2 separate regions of the Homo sapiens genome follow, and region 2 is linked to region 1. Evidence: chromatin contacts called from ENCODE Hi-C or POLR2A ChIA-PET data. All regions are on one chromosome and are shown on one strand. Each heading gives the region's core, a stretch centred on a gene start or an enhancer-like site at or near the end of the contact. The rest is flanking DNA. Distances are from core to core; before and after follow the strand shown. Region 1 holds the start of FAM200A (family with sequence similarity 200 member A). Region 2 overlaps EPHB4 (EPH receptor B4).

Evidence for each region. A loop is a pair of places that touch in the nucleus more often than their neighbours do. ChIA-PET counts read pairs that join two places held with the same protein, here RNA polymerase II (POLR2A). Pooled maps may share reads with other maps.
Region 2: a loop to region 1 is called in a pooled map, with 6 times the contacts of the local background. The contact joins the enhancer-like site here to the promoter of FAM200A in region 1. A Hi-C loop is called at or near these places in 1 of 50 pooled maps. POLR2A ChIA-PET finds 5 or more read pairs at or near these places in 3 of 52 experiments (AG04450, GM10248 and K562).

What each region holds. Positions count from the first base shown.
Region 1 is chr7:99,550,499-99,554,098 of GRCh38, reverse strand. It overlaps FAM200A (family with sequence similarity 200 member A), which reads left to right and starts at 1,985. Exons shown (of 2, transcript NM_145111.4): 1 at 1,985-2,245. LOC105375422 (a long non-coding RNA gene) reads right to left here and starts at 1,934. Exons shown (of 3, transcript XR_927801.4): 1 at 1,615-1,934; 2 at 468-574. RefSeq lists an enhancer at 2,239-2,428.
Region 2 is chr7:100,801,183-100,804,529 of GRCh38, reverse strand. It overlaps EPHB4 (EPH receptor B4), which reads left to right. Exons shown (of 17, transcript NM_004444.5): 17 at 940-1,965. The coding sequence ends at 1,069. Among named protein-coding and RNA genes, the nearest start is that of EPHB4, 25 kb to the left of the region's middle. RefSeq lists enhancers at 1,658-2,360, 2,361-3,064. Within about 2 kb of position 1,514, at least 26 of the 41 ENCODE cell types and tissues checked have a DNase peak (open chromatin) inside an H3K27ac peak, as active enhancers do.

The DNA.
Region 1 (3,600 bases), core at 736-3,235:
CTACCACCAGGTTGAGTGCATCAGATCCCTTTTACCTTGGAATGGGCATCAATTTGTTCTTACCAGAATTGATATATGCTCTAAATGAGCTTGTCTTCCCCAACTACTTTGCCTCCAGCAGCACCACCATCTGAGAGCTTACAGGGTGCCTTATCCATTGACATACCTGAAACTAAGGAACCCACCGATAGCCAAGGAGGTGTGACAGTGAACTCGAAGCTACAAAATTCATGGTGCATACTCATCATCCAGAAGCAGCTAGCCAGATAGGGTTTTGGAATGGCCTGTTGAAGACTGGGCTAAATTGCGATTAAGATGTAATGCCTTGCAAAGTTGGGAGCAGTTCTTCAGAATATGGTATATGCGCTGAAATGCATTGGGCCAAAATGGATATATAGTATTGTGTCTCCAGTAGGACTATGTGCATACAGGAGTAGCCTCTATTACTATCACACCCAGCCACTCACCTGTAGAATTTGTGCCTCCTCGCTCCGAAATCTGGAGCCAGCTGGGTTATGATCCTCATTTCCAGGAAGAACATTTCCTCTAGGAAACATTAAATCGTGCCACTGAACTGAAAACAGAATACCACCAGGCCACTTTGAGTTTCTTGTGCCAGTAGGTCCGTAGGCAAAGAAAGGAGTCGTTATAGAGATGCCTACAATTCCTGCCACACACACAACATAAATACAAAATCATATACCCAGTCAACTGCATTCAGTAATCTGCCTTCCTGGACCCTTTAGGCACTTCAGTGTAGGAATGGGGACGGGTGGGGAGGAGAGACTTTAGACAAAGAAGAAAAATACAGTGTGTAGCAATGTAATGACTCTTAGCGATGACTTGGAACCCTGGAAGGAAATATGAGGATGTATCTGGAGGAATAAGTTGAGACTATGATGTCATCACGGAGGACTGTAGGTTAGAAAGCCAGCCAGTGATAAAGGAGCAAAGATTGGATTTGACGGTGCCCTAGGAGGAAAAAAAAAAAAAAAAAAATATATATATATATATATATATATATATATGTGTGTGTATATATATATATGTGTGTGTATATATATATACATGTATATATATGTGTATATATATGTGTGTGTATATATATGTGTGTATATATATATATGGAGCAAAGATGCACTTAAGTGGATTATTGAGAAGACTCGTGGGTAGGTAGAAAATGGCAACCATAGCAAGATCAAACCCCCTAAGGAATGGAGCATTAGTGAGGGTCTAGAAGGTAATTCGGGATACCACGTAATCATAGGCTCTGTATCAGGTAGCCGTTCCTTTTGTAGGCTTTTATCTTATTGGGCTGTACCACAGACTTGCCCAGAACTTTTAGAGTCATGCCCCAGCCATTCAAGGTCTCAGTTACTGTTTTATAAAAGGTGAAGTTATTCTTGATCTAATCATAGAAGCCCTAATTATTACAATAACACTTGGACAGCAAAAACGCCTCAAATTCAACTTATTTCACCGTTGCTAATCTGAAAACTCCCTGGAAACATAAGGCAAACTCAGAATTTTATAACTATCTAGTGTTGGAAAGAACGTCTGTTGCCTATAGATCAAGTATTTGAAAATACTGCCCATTCAACTGGCAATACGTACATAATCAGCGTCTCAAGAGACAATCCCTTCGATTTGTGAAACCATTTATTCTTGATCTTCCTGTCTCCACCCTCGTTTCATTCAGCTCCTCTGCCACAGACAATCACTATTTTTATTGTAACTATTACAATTATTGTCATCAAGAAAAATAGAAGGAACATATAAATATCTGAGCAGGGCGGTATAAAGGGAAATTCATCCCTTTTTCCCCGCCCTGTGCACCTCCTCGGAGCGGACAAGCTGAGGAGCAAGATCCCCAAACCCGAGATTAGAGCCCTACACAGGGATGCAAAGTCCTCCCGCGATCCTAGAGAGGACCCCGAAGCGGAGCGCAGCTCCGGAAGGCGGGTGTGACGCACTTCCGGCTTTTGTGACGCTTTCCCTGGGCTCTGAAGGCCAGGGGGCTTGGATGTGAGTCTAGTGCTCCTGGTCCCCAAAGTCACAACCCCTTCTATCCCAGCATCCCAGACTTCTCCGGGCGGGGACAGAGTTGGACGTGCATGGCTGTGTCCTGCAATCCCCTCGCCACGACCGCCCGGGACGGAGTGGAAGCGGGTCCGTGCCCCCGTTCCTCGCGCCAGCCTCGGCGGTGGCAAGCGCTGTCCCCCAGCAGAGGTGTCCCTGGATACAGGTGGGAAGGGAACGAAGTTTTGGTTTCCGGATTGGAGACACCCCTGGGACTGGAGAGAGGCGGTCTGCGTGTCCCTTCTGGACCCCCAGTCCTGGTGTTTTACCCCAAAGACGCGCGGACAAAATGACCCCAGTCAGATATCTGTGCTCCCCAGTTGTGCCCACTGGTTTTTCTTGTGGTGGGGGCTTTTCTGGTTTCCTGGGTACCCCGAGTTGTAAAATTCTGGCGATCTTACACGATACCAAGTGCCATTGGCCTTATAATTTGTTTTATTCGGATGGGCTCGTTAAGCCAGTGTCCGCGGATGATATGTTCACCCTCAAACCCAGTACCATTATGGTGGTGATTAGAGTGAAGGCCGGGCGCAGTGGCTCACGCCCATAATCCCAGCACTTTGGGAAGCCTAGGCAGGCGAATCGTTTGAGGCCAGGAGTTCTGAGATCAGCCTTGCCAACCTAGAGAAACCCTGTCTCTACTAGAAATACAGAAAATTAGACGTGGCGGCACACGCCTGTAATCCCAGCTGCTTGGGAGGCTGAGGCAGGGGAATCGCTTGAACCCGGGAGGCGGAGGTTGCAGTGAGCCAGGATCGCGTCACTGCACTCCAGCCTGGGAGACAGAGAGAGAGAGTGAGACTCTGTCTCAAAAACAAAAAAAGAGAATGTTTGAAGCCTACTGAATAAAGAAGTGATTTGGATATAATAGGAAAAGCTCATTTACACTTCACCCTTTCCTTTCAAGACTTTAGGAAGGGGTCTTTTTGTTTCTTTGGTTGGTTTTTTTGTTTTTGAGACAGAGTCGCCCAGGCTGGAGTGCAGTGGTGCGATCTCGGCTCACTGCAACCTCCAGCGCCCGAGTTCAAGCTTCTCCTGCCTCAGCTTCCTGAGTAGCTGGAATTACAGGCGCCTGCCACCATGCCCGGCTAATTTTTGTACTTTTAGTAGAGACGGGGTTTCGCCATGTTGGCCAGGCTGGGAAAATGAACTCCTGACCTCAGGTGATCCGCCCGCCTCGGCCTCCCAAAGTGCTGCAATTACAGGGGTCAGCCACCACGCCCTGCCAGGAAGGGTTTTAAATGAGCAATTTCGGACATGGGGGGTTTTCAGTTGTGGGAGGTATCTATGCTTGACATCGAGGGATAAAGGAGAGAAGGGAATTTGTGGACGGTGCAGCGGACCATTGGGGACTGGTACCAGTTCTGCCATTGATGTTCTTGGATGAAACACATAGACCCACCAAGTCTCAAATGTGTCCTAAGTAAAGTAAAATAGATTATCTCAAGGTCTCTTCCAATTTTGGAATCTGCCGATAGACTGAATTTAACATTCAGCTAAGCAAAACCTATGGCCCCACAT
Region 2 (3,347 bases), core at 265-2,764, 1.3 Mb before region 1:
CATTGTGGACAACTTGGTGAAACCTTATGTCTACTAAAAATACAAAAATTAGCTGGGCATGGTGGTGCGTGCCTGTAATACCAGCTACTGAGGAGGCTGAGGCAGGAGAATCGCTTGAACCCGGGAGGTGGAGGTTGCAGTGAGCCGAGATCGCACCACTGCACTCCAGCCTGGATGACAGAGTGAAATTCCATCTCAAAAAAAAAAAAAAAAAAAAAAAAGAAATGTGAAGGCCAGGTGGTGGCTCACGCCTGTAATCTCAGCACTTTGGGAGGCTCAGGTGGACCGATTGCTTGAGCCCAGGAGTTTGAGAGCAGCCTGGCCAAAATAGCAAAACCCCATCTCTACAAAACAAAAACAAAAAAATTAGCTGGGCATGGTGGTGCGTGCCTGTGGTCCCAGCTACTCAGGAGGCTAGAGCCAGAGGGTCTCAGGCCAGTCTGCCCCTGCCCCACGGGGCCTGGGCACATCCCTCCCTAATTCTTCCCAGCCTCTCTCTGACCCAGGGGGCCTCCTCTCCCTTTTTTCCCCTTATCTCAGCCTCCAGCCATCAGCAACCTCCTCTTCCTCTCCACCCAGCTCTTCCTCTCCCACTTCGGCCTTTTCTTTCTCACACTCCATTTCCCTCTACGGCAATCTGTGCAGCCTCTTCCCCCAGTCTCATTTTGCGGGCTTTTCTCTCTTTTCTTTCCTTCCCTGGCACCCAAGCCAAAGGCCCTGCCTCTGGCCTCCAGCCCTACCCCCTTCTGCGGTTGCACAGAAGGATGGCTGCCCAGCTCTTAAAAAAACTGCCCGGGAACTGTTGACATCTGTTCTCCCTCCCCCGCTGGCTTTTCTGATTGGCTTACAATCCTGAGGCTAGGACCGTCTCAGGAGCCAAGAGAGGAGAGCGGCCACAGGGAACCTAGGGTCTCACCAAGCTCTCCTTTCCTTCTGCAGGGACCTGCTCCGAATCGGAGTCACTCTGGCGGGACACCAGAAGAAAATCTTGGCCAGTGTCCAGCACATGAAGTCCCAGGCCAAGCCGGGAACCCCGGGTGGGACAGGAGGACCGGCCCCGCAGTACTGACCTGCAGGAACTCCCCACCCCAGGGACACCGCCTCCCCATTTTCCGGGGCAGAGTGGGGACTCACAGAGGCCCCCAGCCCTGTGCCCCGCTGGATTGCACTTTGAGCCCGTGGGGTGAGGAGTTGGCAATTTGGAGAGACAGGATTTGGGGGTTCTGCCATAATAGGAGGGGAAAATCACCCCCCAGCCACCTCGGGGAACTCCAGACCAAGGGTGAGGGCGCCTTTCCCTCAGGACTGGGTGTGACCAGAGGAAAAGGAAGTGCCCAACATCTCCCAGCCTCCCCAGGTGCCCCCCTCACCTTGATGGGTGCGTTCCCGCAGACCAAAGAGAGTGTGACTCCCTTGCCAGCTCCAGAGTGGGGGGGCTGTCCCAGGGGGCAAGAAGGGGTGTCAGGGCCCAGTGACAAAATCATTGGGGTTTGTAGTCCCAACTTGCTGCTGTCACCACCAAACTCAATCATTTTTTTCCCTTGTAAATGCCCCTCCCCCAGCTGCTGCCTTCATATTGAAGGTTTTTGAGTTTTGTTTTTGGTCTTAATTTTTCTCCCCGTTCCCTTTTTGTTTCTTCGTTTTGTTTTTCTACCGTCCTTGTCATAACTTTGTGTTGGAGGGAACCTGTTTCACTATGGCCTCCTTTGCCCAAGTTGAAACAGGGGCCCATCATCATGTCTGTTTCCAGAACAGTGCCTTGGTCATCCCACATCCCCGGACCCCGCCTGGGACCCCCAAGCTGTGTCCTATGAAGGGGTGTGGGGTGAGGTAGTGAAAAGGGCGGTAGTTGGTGGTGGAACCCAGAAACGGACGCCGGTGCTTGGAGGGGTTCTTAAATTATATTTAAAAAAGTAACTTTTTGTATAAATAAAAGAAAATGGGACGTGTCCCAGCTCCAGGGGTGATGGGGGTGATGGACTAGATTTCTAAGGAGAGTGGGGCTGGGTAGGGAGGGCTTTGTGGCTGACCGAGAGGTGTCAGAGGTCTGGAGGCTGCAGGGCTGTAGGGGCTGGAACTTGGTTATCAGCCCCAGGGTATGTTTGAGGTGGTGGGGTGGGGGCCGAGCGAGATGAATCATTCGCAGCTGCTTCTAACGTCTCCAGCTGGCTCTGCCAAGAGCCTGGGGCACCTCCGGGGTGGGGCTGTCCCCTCCCTCCCCTGTCCTGGTTCCTCAGTCCTGGCCAGAGGCTGCTGCAGGAGAGGGAGGGAAGGCCTTGAGCTCCCAGCCCTGCCCGACAGCCACTGGAGAGGGAGGCTGGGGCAGGAGCTGGAGCAGGGGGTTCCGTGGATGGACACAGATGGGGGCCAGATGTTGACAGCTGGGGTAGATTTAGAGGCAGTGCGGGGAGAGTGTCTGCATTGGCTGTGGGGGAAGGGAAGAAGGGACCCCCCCACGTGTGTACACAAGCGATAAGCGCGCGCCGAGGACAATTCTCCCATTCAAGATGCTGCCCGGGCAGGTTCTCCCTGCCTCTTGGAAAGGGGAGGGGGAACCTCCTGTCTTCCCCCAACTTACCCCTCCAAATGCCCCGCTTTCTTTCTTGCCATTTTCTGTGTCCTTTTCTCCAGGGATCTTTCTGGCCTCCCCCCGGGCACCTGCAGGGGCAGGTCTTGACAAGGACCAGCCTGGCTTAACCTGGTCCATTGCTTTTTCTTTTTCTTTTTCTTTTTTTTTTTTTTTTTTTTTTTTTTTTTGAGACAGGGCCTCACTCTGTCACTCAGGCTGGAGTGCAGTGGAATGATCATAGTTCACTGTAACCTTGAACTCCTGGGCGCAAGGGATCCTCCCATCTCAGCCTCCCGAGTGGCTGGGAATCCTCCAGGCACACACTACCACACCCAGCTGATTTTTTTTATTTTTTGTAGAGACGGGTTGGGGGGGGTCTCACAATGTTGCCCAGGCTGATCTCAAACTCCTGGCCTCAAGCTATCCTCCCCTCCCAGCCTCCCAAGGTACTAGGATTACAGGCGTGAGCCACCGCGCCCAACCTTTTTCCATTTCTGCACTTGAGTCGCCCCCTGTTGACGTGTTTGGGTCAGTGCTGGACCCCAAATCACAGCTGGGGCCCTTCCCGGTCCAGGGAGGCTTGTCTCAATTTCCCACCTCTACAGCCCTCTTCTGGAGTCCCTCAGGCTCTTCTCTGTCCCCTTTCCCTTGGTGACACATCACCCATGTTTTGTACCCCTGAGGAGGTGTGGGAGGGACTCGGGGGGTCCATCCAGAGGATGTTGCCCAGGCCCACCCTCTTCCCCTGCCAACCAGACATCCGGGCTAGATAAGGTGT